2 separate regions of the Homo sapiens genome follow, and region 2 is linked to region 1. The links are chromatin contacts, found by Hi-C in ENCODE. All regions are on one chromosome and are shown on one strand. The core of a region is the stretch at or near the end of the contact, and the rest is flanking DNA. Distances in the headings are between cores, read along the strand shown.

Region 1 (7,343 bases), core at 838-3,337:
ACAGCTCTAGTGAGTGGGCAGCTTGCACTCAGCTGCTGGGAGAATGAAGCTGCCACTCAGCTGGCCCAGGCTGCCCCTACACCTCAAACCTTTTCCTTCTCCTTAGCAGCAGCCATGATGTGTGCTGAGCAGGCAAAGCCACCCTCCCCTCTGGGGCCTTTGTGTCACAAAGTCGAGCGTCTGGGGTTTCCCTTCCCGAGGCTTCGTTTTATCTCAGTTTCTCCTGGGCGCAGCGCGGGTACTGGGACACCTGGACTCTCTGTTGTTGTAGGGGTTTGTTCTTGCAAGCCATTCCCAAGCTGCTTCCTGAGCTGTAAACATCTTAGGACCATGGGTCATGATTGGCAAGGAATATGCCTTGCTAGCTTTGGGATGGAGTTGATTTTCAGACGATCTTACTCTGTCTCTTCTAGGCTCCTGCCTCCCTAACACTGGGGTTACCCAGATATCATTTTGTTTAAATCTCCCCCAGCGATTCTAACGCATGGCCAGGGTTGAACATTTAGGCAGAATTTTGTCTCGGGCACTGTCCAGGGCTAGGTTCAGTGTAATTTGCACTGGGCAATGCTGGCCTCCTCAGACCCACCTGGTGTCTGCTCTGGATGAATTCATGAATGAAACAAGTGACAAACATCATGTATAAAAATATTTCATGGATTTTTTTTCTTTCTTGTTGATGTTTTCATTGTATTTTATTATTATTATTTTTTGAGATAGAGTCTCACTCTGTCTCCCAGGCTGGAGTGCAGTGGCACGATCTTGGCTCACTGCAACCTCTACCTCCCTGGTTCAAGCAGTTCCCCTGCCTCAGCCTCCCGAGTAGCTGTGATTACAGACACGCCACCACGCCCGGCTAATTTTTTTTTTGTATTTTTAGTAGAGATGGGTTCTTGCTATGTTGGCCAGGCTGGTCACGAACTCCTGGCCTCAGGCAATCTGCCCGCCTCGGCCTCCCAAAGTGCTGGGATTATAGGCATGAGCCACCGCGCCCGGCCGATGTTTTTAATTTTTCAGCATTAGTGCTCTCATAAATCTTGCATTTTTGAAGAAACAGCAGCTGGGGGTGCGCTCTGCCTTGCTTTTTTTTTTTTTTTTTTTTTTTTTTTTAGATGGAGTCTCCCTCTGTTGCCAGGCTGGAGTGCAGTGGTGCAATCTTGGCTCACTGCAACCTCTGCCTCCTGGGTTCAAGCGACTCTCCTGCCTCAGCCTCCCAAGTAGCTGGGGCTACAGGCACGTGCCACCATGCCCAGCTAATTTTTGTATTTTTAGTAGAGACAGGGTTTCAACATGTTGGCCAGGATGGTCTTGATCTCTTGATTACGTGATCCGTCCGCCTTGGCCTCCCAAAGTGCTGGGATTACAGGCGTGAGCCACCGCCACCGGCCTGCCTCGCTTTCTTATAGTAAAGGATGGCTAAGACATTCCAAAGCTCCTCCTTCCAGCAGGCAGGACGCTCTTCCAGGAAGCTTTGAATGTTGTACCTTCTTTAGTGATGTCCTGCTACTTGCCAGTCATGCAGCCCTCGGCAAATTACTAAGCTGTCTGTGGCTCAGTGTCCTCACCATAGTTTTATCACATAGCACCCACCTCATAGTGTTATTGGTGAAGATAAAATAAGTGCATCCATATAAAGTACCCACAACAATGACACATGGTACGTTCTCCAAAATCGTTATCTTGCATTATTATTTTTGTTAGTATTATTCTAGAGAGAACTGTGGGTGTGGGTGCGGACGGGGTAGGCAAGCACCGGCCAATTGTTTTACCTGTTCCCGTTGATCTGTTTCTGGAAGAACGTAAAAACTGCTGTTTATATATCAAAATTGCATTGTTTAGGAGGATTGGAAATGCAATTGACACAATTGTTCAGTGCTAACAGTGGATATTGGAAAACTGGACGGTGCCGTCAAAGATTAGACTGTCTAGCGCGATGCGAGTCCAAGGACGAATGCTTTCTGGCCCTCTCAGCCTGCTTCCACCACGCGCGCATCTGCAAGCATTTTAAGTCTGCGCCTGCAGAGGTCCCGAGCCTGGTCTCGGAGCGCCCCCTTGTGGTCGCACGGAAGAACGCGCCCCGCGCAGACGTGGAGGGCCAGGGAGGGGTTCTCCCAGCTCCGCCCGCGGGCGCGGCGCGGTACTTTATTCTTGGAAAGTCAGAACCGGGTCCCCTAGAAGGGATACGGGCACATTGACACGGTGACCCGGGGGATACTTGCCGGAGTGCATGCGGGCGTGCGTGCGGAGCCGTCACGGCTTCTGTCTCCTGCACGCCTGAAAAAGCGCCAGGTCCGCTTGGGGCCCATGCACCGAGGAGCCGCCGGGCGGAGGCGAGTCCACCCGCCACCCGGTGGGGCGGCGAAGCGTTCGGGGCGCTCCAGATTGTCCCCGCGCTGCCGCGGTCCTGCACAGTGACTCGTCCCGCGCCCTCCACGGCTTCCAAGCGTCCCCTGCGACCTCCAGATGCCGATGTGGTACGAACCCCGTCCTCGAGGATCTCAGCTGGGAGCCTCCTGCTGCGCGCTGCTGCCACGTGGACGCGCGGTTCAGGACCGCACCTGGCAACGTGCATCCTGGGAAGACTGTGCTTTGTTTTCTTTGGGATTTTATCAAGAGTTGTTCAGCACTTTGGGAATCTTTATCCCGAGGCAATGCTTAGCCCTGATTGCAAAATGTCAAACACGGACACAAATTCATCCTTTACTCATCGTGAGTGAGTGACAGTGACTTCCAGTCTGTTAGTGAGATCTTGGCCAAACATTCCACATGGAAACGAATTCTTTTATTATAAGTTACCTTTGACTTCTAATTAATATTACAGATAGAAGGTTTTATTTTTAAATTCTCTGCGAGGTTTGACGATATTATCTGTGAAGTTTTTTTTCAGGAGACTAAAGCGGGTGTTACAAATGATTTACCAGGAAATCATTAGGTCTGTGGGGGTGCGGTTCAGAGGTCAAAGTAACAGAAGGAGCAAAACCACATGGTCTTCATCAAAGGAGGCCTGCTGGTGTGTCCTGGCCCTGTTTTCCTCCCGGGGTGGAGGCTATGGGTCTGAGGCTCCCCTTCCCACCATGGCGTGAGAGATCCTTTCGCAGAGAAGCTTTGTAAAGGGGAGCAGAGATTCCAGCTGCATTTGGAGGGAAAGGACAGATTCGTGTATTAGTCTGTTCTCCAGCCAAAAAGAACCAACAAGAGATGATAGATAGATAGGAATTGGCTCATGCAATTGCAGAGGCTGAGAGATCTCAGGTTCTGCAAGCTGGAGACCCAGGGAAGGCGGTGGTGTAATTCCATCCAAGTCCCAAGACCTAAGAACCAGGGGATCTGATGATATAAATCCCGGTGCAAAGGCAGGAGATGAGATGTCCCCGCTCCAGCAGTGAGGCAGGAAGACGCGGGGCAGTTACTCCTTCCTCTGCCTTTTTGTTCACTCAGGCCCTCAGTGGATTGGGTGGTGCCTGCCCTGGCTGGGGAGCGGATCTGCTGTGCTGAGTCCACCTTTCCAAATGTCAATGTCATCGGGAAACGCCCTCAGAGACACACCTGGGAACGGTGTGTGTCATCAGGGTACCCTGTGGCTCACTCAGGTTGACACCTAAAATTGAACATCACAGTTAGGAAGCCTGATTTGTGGCACCCGCTCTGCCTCACTTGCGACCTGTGTCTGTGAACAAGCCACGCCCCCTCTCTCCAGGCCTCAAAATCTTCACTGAGTAACTAGGGGCTGAAAGCCTGGGTGGACGTGTGGATGCCCCACCTCCTGCTCCAGCCGTCTGAGGTGTGCCGCCTCTCCAGCAGGCACCCACCCCCTCACTTGGCCTGGAGGATGGTGGGCACCTCCCCAGGGTGGGGCCCAGCCAGAGCCCAAACTCTCAGCACTCTGGGGGCAGCGGAACCCCTTGGCCGCCACTCAGCGCAGACTGCAGCTGTCCAGCCTGGCCCCTCAAGAACCTTCTCTGCATTCTCCTTGCCCACTGGTTTGCTCAGTGATGATAAACTGACTCCCTGTCTGTGCAGCCCAGCCTTCCCTGGGCTGGCCTCCCTGTAACATTCCCGCTGGCTCTGGGCAGGTGGACACCCAGTCCCCAGACAGCCCTTCAGAAGTGGAAGCAGTCTTCATCATGCTCAGGCAGTCCTCCCGTCCCCAGTCTAAACATTGCCAGGAGCCACTTCTAACAAGTAGTTGCTCACACAACGCAGAGCCTTCACTTCCACGATCTCCGTGCCGTGGAAGCTGTGATTGCGGGCCATCGTGAAGGATGTGCTTCCTTCCAGAGCTGGGGATCCGGGGCTGAGGTCCCACGGTAGCTGGGAAGCCTTTTTCCTTGAGCCTTTTTCCTGGCAGTTTTCATCCGTCACTGTATCCGGGGAGCTTTTTATTTTTTTCTTGGAACTCTGTGGCTGGCCTGGCTGTGTCCTTTGATTCCAGTCCTGTGGGATGGATTATTCCAGCAACAGCCTTTGCAAGATTTCTTTGCCACACTGGCTGTCATGGAAATTCCAGAGACTATGGAGGCAGCCTTCAGAGAGCCATTTCCTGGTCGTGGACATTCCTGTGATCGGATGGGGAGCATTAATACTCCTGCAAGGTTGAAAAAGTGGCCTGTGGAGGCTCTGGCTAAGCCCTTTGAAGCAGATGTACTACTAATCTGGAAGGCCTGGTGTGCTCGGGGGTCTCTGGAGATCTCACTTTATGACATGGGCTACCAAGGTGCTCAGACACCACCTTGCCAGCTGTGGAAATGAAAATCCAGTCTTCAGAATGACAGGTGAATCAAAAGAAGAGACCATTTGATAACCTTGAGAGTTGGTGAAACTTCCTAAGCAATACTGACATTTCTTTCCTGCCCAAGGGACAAGGGTGCTAGCCGACCCTGGTACACTTGGCTGAAAGAGACCAGAATTAGATACTACCCCTCAGGATTCTGGACAACCTAGTGCACCTGGTTGAACTGAGCATTCAGGACAATGGGAACTTTTCCCAGAAATGGCTTGAATTGGAAATGATAAAATTGGAAATCAGTCTCCCTGGGAAGCTTCCCTCTTATGTCTTCTTTGGGCCAGTCAATGGCACACAGGGGAAACTCAGTTCAAATGAGCTGGGCCATGCCCAGGCCTGTTCTGCAAGCCTGCTCTTCTGGGAGCAGGGCCCAGCTGGAGCAGCTCCAAGCTTCTGCCAGACACCCCTCCCCCAAGAGGCTGAGTAGTTTTCATACCCAGGTTTCAGTTCTTCCTTGGAGAATCATGAATTTGGGAAACTCACATATTTCAGCGTGGAGGTCAGTTACGTCGCCTCTTTAAAGGATGATGCATTTTCTTCTTTTGCAAACTTTTTGGAATCTCTCCCTGGAGCCACCAACGTGGTAAGCTTGTCTCAGGGCCTTTTGCATCCCCAGCCAAGCTCTCATCTGTGAGATTCCTTCTCAGGTGGCCTCAGAGGATTCCCACGTGGGTGAAGTTGTCAGCATCTCACTGCCACTCTGTGCAACAGCTGAAAATGACTGAACGGCCCTGCTTTGCTTTCAGCCAGCCCTGCTGAGGCTTCGCCACCCTCAGGAGCATTGAGTGTCATTGTAGCCACTGAGCTCCATGACCACGCTCTCAACCCCCCAACCTCTCTGCAGCCAACAACACTCAGCCTGCAGCCACACCCCCATCAACCTCCTGTGTGCGCGCCAGCCCTCGATGACAGCGTTTCACATCCCCAGGTCCTTTCAGGCCACCATGACCCTCAAGCTGCAGCCCTCCTCTCACCTGCAACCGTGTCCAGAATGCCAGTCTGTGGGGTCTTCTTGCCACGGTTCCAGTGAAATACAGATGATCCAGCCCTTGAGACTTCAACTTACAATTTTCTGACTTTATGATAGATTTACTGGGGTATTAAATGCATTTTTGACTTATATTTTGGACTAACAATGAGTTGATCAGGATGTAACCCCATCATAGGCCTGTAAACCTCTCTTTGCCTGGACTTCGAGTTCCTCTCCAAAAAGGAGCCCACAGCCACCATGCACGCTGAGCCCATCCAAGAAAGAAACGCCCACTCACTGCACGTCCCGGGGAGGTGCCCACAGTCACACCCTCCCTCCCTCCCGTGTAACCTTTCCAACAACAAATTCCCATGTGCTTTCGCCTGCCCCAGTTGTCAGCAGCACAGAAAACACTTGGGAGACAGCATCAGTGACCCTGTCATTACAGTCAACACACCTGCTGGAGTTTGCTCTTGCACCTGTCCCCAGCACTCAGCTGCTCTGTGGCCTTCGCCAGCTGTGCCCATCAGCCAGGCACCAGAGGCTGCCCCTGAGCCCCAGAGATCAGGAAAGTTGCAGGGGAGGGAGCAAGCCCCAGCACAGAACTCTTCCTACACAAGGAATCCCAGGGAGTCCTCCCAGGACGAAACGGACACGTACCTCCTCCTGCCCTCAAGAGGGGACGTGCAACTTCTCCAGAGAGGAGAGGGGACATCTGGGTGAGACTTGGGGGCTGAATGGGGGGGATTTGCATTCAACCCCTGGACTGATTTTAGTTTTGCTCTGACATATGTAAGCCGCCATTTTTTTTGGTGTGTGATATTGTTTTCACATCTGAGCAGCTGGCACACTTGTGAAGTCTTCTGGAGTCTTAAAAACTGGATCTAAAAGTTGGAAATCGGCATATGCTAATAAATGTCAAGCCACGGCCCTAGGGCATTTGCGGTAAGTACTATTAGACTCACTGCATTCACCCACAAACACATCCCATAGCTAAATTAAAATATAAGAACGAACTCAATACGATGTTTGACTATCCAGCCTCTACACTGTCCTCAATAGAGCTCTAAGCCAGGGAAATAAAAATACCTCCTCAGCAGCCAAAATGAATTTCCAGTGCCCGAAATGAAAGCTCATGCATCCGCTCCAAGGAACATTCCTCCTTTCAGAATCTGTTCACCTTCACAACAGACAGGGGCTATCACGTTTGGTTACGTGATTTCAAGGCGATAGCAGATTAAAGACAAAAATGATCAGTTGGAGGAAGGTAACGGTCCTGCTGGAGGAAGACTTGCTAACAACTAAGAAAGTGATAGAAAAATGGCAAAATCAGACACGAACTCCCAAAGAACAGCTGGGCCATTTCACGGAGGGTACCTGGTAGCTTCCGAGGGCAGCACGCTACTCCAGCACAGGTAAGAGCTGAGGGAAATAACGATGACCCCAGCTACCTTGGAAAAGGTAACATCAGGTATAATACTGTCTCAGTTTGCATTCCCGTGAAAGCAGAGCTTGGTGCGAGGGCTTGGATGCAGTTTAATTGGGCGATGATCCCAGGGAGCAGGACCATGAGATGCGGAAGGGGGAAAACCG
Region 2 (6,970 bases), core at 425-2,924, 770 kb before region 1:
TGGGCATTGACCCAAAGGAAATGAAATCACTACCTCGTAAAGATAACTGCTCTCCCGTGCTCACGGCAACGTTATTCACAGTAGCCAAGATACGGAAAGAACCTAAATGTCTGTTGATAGATGAATAGAGAAAGAAATTGTAACATACAAGACACACACACACACACACAAAACGGAATATTACTCGGCCTTTAAAAAGAAGGAGTCATACCATTTGCCACAGCGTGGATGAAACTTGGAGGACATTATTGCTAAGTGAAATAAGCCAGACACAGAGAAAAAATATGTCGCATGATCTCACTTATATGTAGAATCTTTTTAAAAAGAGGAAAAGCTGAATACACAGCGGTAGAGAAGAAAATGATGGTTACCGTGGCCACGGCGAGGGTGAGGGAGGAAATGGGGAGATACCAGTCAGGGGATACAGCGTAGCAGACGTGTGGGATGAACGGGTCTAGAGGGTTCATGTGTGACATGAGGGCTATCATCCATAATATCGTATTCATGAATTTTGCGAAAAGAGTTTGTTTTAGGTGCTCTTGCCACACACACAAAGATGAGTAACAATGTGAATTGATGGATATGTTAATTTGCTTGACTATTGTAACCATTTCACTACCTGTGTATTTCAAAATATCATGTTGTATATCTTACATAGAATTCAGAAGACATTCATTCTATTCTGTTGGAAAACATAGACTCAGATATACCAGACAATTCTCTTTTTCCCCCTCCCCTCCCCTCCCTTTCCCTTCCCTTCCTCCTTCCATTCCTCCTCTCCTCCCTTCCTCTTTCTCTCTTCCTTTTTTTCTGTTTCTTTACTTTCTTTCTGTCCTCCCTCCCCGCATCCCTCCCTCCCCCGTCCCCTCCCCTCCCCTCCCTTTCCCTTCCCTTCCTCCTTACATTTCTCCTTTCCTCCTTTCCTCCGTTCCTCTTTGTTTCTTCCTTTTTTTCTGTTTCCTTACTTTCTTTTTCTTTCTTCCCTCCCCTCTCCTCCCCTCCCCTCCCTTCCCCTCTCCCCTTTTTTTTTCAATAGAGATAGGGTCTCGCTACATTTCCCAGGCTGGACATAAAGCCCTGGGCTCCAGCAGTCCTTTTGCCTCAGCCTCCCAGGTAGCTAGGATAACAGGAACACACCACAGCACCCGGCTCAGATGTATTTTTTGCTATATCCCAATTTCATATATTTCATCTTTAAAAGGGGCCAGATGTTATCATTTTCATTCAGGAAATATGTTAATTAGAGCTACATGTATAACTGCCATATTTTATCCAAATCTCACTGAAATATGTAGTATACAAAAGGAATGTCCCTGGGACTTACTAATGTTTTAAAATATTTATGAAAGTGATAGCAGTTGTGTGCATTTCTAGAAAAAGTAATAAATGGGAAGGAAATGGTTTTGCAAAAGAGGATGTGTTTACCCATTTCATCATCATGATGCCCTGAGAGTAAAGATACTAACCAGCCAGAGAGATTCTGTTTTTTCCTAATGTGATTTAAGAGATTTTGATGAAGGTGGCAGTGGGGGTACAGTGTTTAATTAACTAGTACATGTTCTCCTTAATTGCTCCCAATCAATTAAGTCGAACATTCAAGCTGGGGGTACCTGCCCAAGCGCCGTAAGGACGGCATAGCACTGGCAAGAGGCCTGGCGGCTCTGAAGGTGACATATTATGTACTTGTCATAGCCTCACTGTCACGTGCTGGGAGGTGCTTTGTGGATTACAGCAGTGAGGCTGGGGAGCTGCTGGGATTGCGCCAGAAGCCCTTCACAGAGACTGGCAGAGGCCTTGGCTGTGGGCCGCTCTGTGGAACCTATAGCTGTCTTGGAAAAGGCTAGTTATATCCTTGCAGTTGGACAGTGAAAGTATACCTGTCTAGACTAGTTCGCTTCAGTAAATTTGGACTGAGTCCCTGCTTTGTGCCAGGCACAGGGTTAGGCAGCAGGGATATCCGATATAAAAAGACACAGTCTCTGTCCCCAAAGAACTCACAGTTTAATAGGACAGAAAGGGATGTAGGATCAGTATAAACCCCACAACCATAGACATAGTCCAAGGCTTGGGGGCGAGGAGGGAGCTGAACAAAGGACATGGCCTGTGAGCTGGGTTTTCGTGACAAGAAGTTTTCTGGTGGACGAGGAGGGAGAAGGGCACCACAGCCTCAGTGAGGGTAGCGTGTGTAGGCCCAGGAACTTGGGTCTGGGTGGAGTACAGGGGAGAGTGCCGGGGAGAGTGCCAGGGAGAGAGGAGGAGGAGGCTGGCAGGGGTAGAGGCCACATCACCGGGAGCCTTATGTGTTGGGCTAAGGTGACGTTAATTCTATAGGCACTGAGGAGCATGACATTAGCCTGATGCCAGGGCAGAAGACTCTGCAGATGCCTGCCTTCTGGGGGAGGCGCTGTGATGTGTGTGCTAAATGTGTCCCTCCTTGTCCTGGCCAAAGCACACTGTCCGGTGCTCTGGTGGGTAAAACTCCTGCTGTACCTGGCTTCCATGCCATATAGGCCACACTTTCCCAGATAGGACCCCATGCTAGGTGTGGAGGCAGGAGATTCGGAGACCAGTAGGAAACCAGCCCTGTCCATCTGGCCGTCAGACATCCACAGAGGATGAATAAAGGAGGGACAGACATGGCTGGGCCACTCCTTGCCTGTCGCATGAAGCAGGGGGAACGGTGGTGGCGGGGAGATTGGTTTCAGGTGCAGGATCTCAGACAGCTTTATGCAGGGACTGGAAGTTCCAGATTTGCAAATTTGGAAGTTCCAAATTTCCACTACTTTATTCTATAGATATTTATTGTACTTTATTTAGTCTGTCTTCTTTTTTAAGTAAGACAGGGAGAATTTTTCTCTTCTCCCTCCATTTTGTGCCCAGTGAGAAACAGATCCCAATTATTGACTGAAGCTACACTTTAGAAACAACTTTTTCTTAAGAACTTTTACACTGAACAAGATTCAAATATAGTTACTGCATTTTTTTTTTTTTTTTTTTTTGAGACAGAGTCTCGCTGTGTCGCCCAGGCTGGAGTGCAGTGGCGCGATCTCAGCTCACTGCAAGCTCCGCCTCCCAGGTTCACGCCATTCTGCAGCCTCAGCCTCCCCAGTAGCTGGGACTGCAGGTGCCCACCACCACGCCCGGCTAATTTTTTTGTATTTTTAGTAGAGACGGGGTTTCAACGTGTTAACCAGGATGGTCTTGATCTTCTGACCTCGTAATCCACCCGCCTCGGCCTCCCAAAGTGCTGGAATTATAGGCATGAGCCACCGCGCCCAGCCCAGTTACTGCATTTAATTCTTCGTCAGATGGTTCTGTCTTTGCTAACTTGCACAGGGAAAGGGGCTTGTGAACACCTTTATTATGGAGAATGGATTTTACTTTCAGCTGACTTGACTGCGTCCAGGCTGACAGCACAGGCCCCAGATGGTGGTGCTGGTTTGGGAGGCACTGTAATGTGTGTGCTAAATATGTCTCTCTGTGGTCATGATGCCTGGGTGGTGATGGACACAGATCATGGCTGTCCAGCTGCTACCCCACACGTGAGTCCACGCACCTGCGCCAGGGTCAACCTCGTATGTGTGAAGCTGAGCACGTTTATTTATTTCTTAGAGTTTATTATTTTAATCTCTTGGGAAGGGAGAGGGAGAGGAGAAAATAGACCCTCTTCAACAGCAAGCGGTTGTTTGAGAACGCGGTGTCTGTCTGCCATGTCCTCGGTTCCCCTGGTACATTCCACGTTAATTACACCGTACTCTGCTACCACAGTTTTTCCTTTGGTATCCACAGCTTTGGAAAGTAAATACATTGTGATTGTGGAATGGTCTGTGCTTGAAGCAATGAGATGGAAAGGGAGAAGCAGCAGCCCTGCCAAGCCAAGGGGCACATGTCCCAAGTCAACAGGGCCGCTCAGGGCTCGGGCAGAACATGGGACGGAAAGCCCTGAGGCAGCTTGGAGACCCCAGGCTGCAGGCCAGGAGGCCCAGGGAGGGTCCCACCCGTAGGTAGTGTTGGAATGAGGCAGAGAGTGAGTTTTCCAGTCCCTCTGATTGCCATCAAGAGGCACCAGGGCCTTAACTGTCAGAACCCATAGGAAAAAAATCACTTTCTTCTGATGACGGGCTCTGCAGCAGGGGCCAGCGCAGCGAGGAGGGCTCCCGAGACCTTGACAGCATCAAGGCCCGTGGCTTCACCTCCTCTGCCACTGTGAAGAGAGATTATGGTCAAATATATACATAACACAGAATTCGCCATTTTAACCTTTTGTTGTTGTTGTTGAGACAGTCTCTCTCTCTGTCTCCCAGGCTGGAGTGCAGTGGCACGATCTCCGCTCACTGCAAGCTCCGCCTCCCGGGTTCACGCCATTCTCCTGCCTCAGCCTCCCAAGTAGCTGGGACTACAGGCGCGCACCACCACGCCCGGCTAATTTTTTGTATTTTTAGTAGAGACAGGGTTTCAACATGTTAGCCAGGATGGTCTCGATCTTCTGACCTCGTGATCCACCCGCCTCAGCCTCCCAAAGTGCTGGGATTACAGGCGTGAGCCACTGCACCTGGCTCCATTTTAACCGTTTTGAAGTGTACAGTCACTGGCATTAATTCTATTCACAATGTTGTACAACCATCACCACCGTTTCTCGTATATGTGCATCACCCCAAACAGAAACCCTGTACCCATTCAATAATAACTTCCCATTTCCTGCCTCTCCCCAGCTCTAACCTGCCTGTGAGCGTGCCTGTTCTTGGTATTTCCTGTGTGTGGAATCATGCACATTTGTCTCCTCCGCCACTCTCTGCTGCCCCTAGGCCCAGAAGCACACTGTTCCCCTCCCGACCCGCCCCACTGCTGGGACTGTGGGACTCTGTGGGTCCTTCCTTATTCACCACCACAGTACCTTCCATGAGCCTTTCTCGGTTCCCCTCCACCAGTCTCATCTTTTCTTTGTCCAGACATTTGGTTTGAAGCGTCTTTCCTGCCCAGCCTGACTTCTTTGTGTGTGCGTGGTGGGGGGGTGGGGGCATTTGTGTGAGGGTCTTTTCTCCACTCACACTCCCCCGGAGAATCAGAAGCAGTTGTGTGGTCCCAGCGGAGGTGCTCAGGGCTGGGTTTTATCTTGGCGACTGTTCACAGGGTGCTCGCCATGCACTGAGAGGCAGCCGAGGACAGTCTTATCAGTGGGGGCTCCAGGCCAGGCTGCCTGGGTTTAAATCCAGACCTCACCACTTACTAGCTGGGGGGCTTTGACTCAATTCCTTAACCCTTGTAAGCCTCAGTTTCCTTGTCTATAAAGTGGGGATCATGATAATAACAACCTCATAAGTTTATGAAAGCTGAATGAGGTCACAGATATAAACACAACAGTGCTTGCATGTGGTGGCACGTGGTGCTAGCTACGTGTTGATACGCATTTGCTGCTGTTGTAACCCACACGTGGTGCTAGATACGTGTTGATACGCATTTGCCATTGCTGTAACCCGCGTCACAAAGTTTAGTGAGGATGAAATCATTGATATAAATTGTTTAAAAGGTGACTGGCATTTAGTAAATGTCAGCTACAGTATATCTCTCTGTCTGTCTGTCTGTGTATGTATTCTTATGTCAAAACCAACTCAGCACTGAGCCTGCTTCCAAGAACTGTCTCCAACTTAAAGTTGCCAGCAGTCTGGTTGAGGGGACTGGGCCACACCAGCAGCAGATTAAAAATGAACCGGCCTATATGTCTTGTTCCTTTCTTCAAGACAACAGGGACATGGGAAGTCCCAGCAGAGGGACGCCAGGGGAGCCCGTCTGAGGGGTCTGCTGGGCGGGAATCAGAACAGCCTGCCTTTGCCCAGCGCTCAGCGCAGCCTGACCATTTTCACCCCTGTTGTTTTTCTTATTAAATTGGGAAACAAATTATACAAATTTGAACTATTTCTAACCTCCAGCAAAAGGTAGTCACATTCTATCTCAATTTGGAAGACTGAGTGGGCATTACTGTTGACGTGAGTACCTACAGTTTCAGTCAAGATTCTCATTTTTTTAAACCCATGGAAGAAAATTATCCTCTATGGAAACCAAGCTTTACAAAGCTTGTCTCTATGTTCTGATTTTAATTGCCAGTTGAAAGGAAAGCTCAGCCTTGCTTGTTAAATAACTGTGTAAATATTACCAGGGCACTGAGAAGGCCTGAGGAGGAGAAGGAATGGTTTCCTTGCACATCTGTGCCTGAGAAATGAAGACTCAGACTCACTTCTGAAGAAACGAGTTCAACTTCAGATGGGAGGTTGAACTCCATTTTCCCGAAGGCCGAGGAAATGTATGCGTGTGTGTGTGTGTATCGTGTGTGTTTGTCAGCATGTGCGTCTGTTACGTACACGTGTGCGTATGTGCATGTGTATTATGTAAGTGCACATGGGCATGGTCGTGTATATATACGTGTGTGTGTTGGGGACGCACTGGGAACAGAGCATGGTGTCTGCGTCACATGTTGTTTCTCCGCACCTGGAGGCCTCTGAGTGCTGTGTCTGCGCCACTGTCACCAGCCTCCCCGTCTGGCCACACAGATCCTCCTGCTGTGCATGGGCTGCAGCCATGCTAGAGGGACCCTCCAATCTCCCCTAGGTGGCCCCAGGCTTAGCAGGTACTCTATAAAAGTATGTTGAGACAGTGTACTTTTCTGCTTAAGGTCAAAGGGCTTTGCTTTTGTCTGTGTGTGGAGAGCCGTGGCGGCTGGGAGAAGGCTGGGTGGGTGTCCATAAACGCGTGCTAAGGATGGAGCCATCCATCAACCTTATTTCTCCTCTTGCCTTTGCTTAGACCATAGCGTGGACACTGCTATATATTACATATTGAATTGGGTTCCCGGAGCCTCTGGCCTCTCCCCGGAAACAAGTAAGACCTTCTCTGAAGCTGCTTGAGTTCCTGTGGGCTGGAAACAGGGCAGGGAAAGAGAGGTTTGCTAACTGGTTCCTTCCCAGCCAGATGTGGT

The links. Hi-C counts contacts between places; a loop is a spot of excess contacts on that map. Pooled maps may share reads with other maps.
Region 2: a loop to region 1 is called in a map of chondrocyte, with 8 times the contacts of the local background. The contact joins two enhancer-like sites. A Hi-C loop is called at or near these places in 3 of 168 maps with a recorded cell type or tissue (CD4-positive, alpha-beta T cell, K562 and chondrocyte), 5 of 37 single-sample maps with no recorded cell type and 14 of 50 pooled maps.

Annotation. Positions count from the first base shown.
Region 1 is chr3:194,328,640-194,335,982 of GRCh38, reverse strand. No RefSeq gene overlaps it. Among named protein-coding and RNA genes, the nearest start is that of CPN2, 19 kb to the left of the region's middle. Within about 2 kb of position 2,087, at least 3 of the 41 ENCODE cell types and tissues checked have a DNase peak (open chromatin) inside an H3K27ac peak, as active enhancers do.
Region 2 is chr3:195,095,860-195,102,829 of GRCh38, reverse strand. All of the region lies in intron 3 of XXYLT1 (xyloside xylosyltransferase 1), which reads left to right. XXYLT1-AS1 (XXYLT1 antisense RNA 1) reads right to left here. Exons shown (of 4, transcript NR_104188.1): 4 at 6,773-6,910. Among named protein-coding and RNA genes, the nearest start is that of XXYLT1-AS1, 4.8 kb to the right of the region's middle. RefSeq lists enhancers at 1-192, 6,658-6,970. Within about 2 kb of position 1,674, at least 24 of the 41 ENCODE cell types and tissues checked have a DNase peak (open chromatin) inside an H3K27ac peak, as active enhancers do.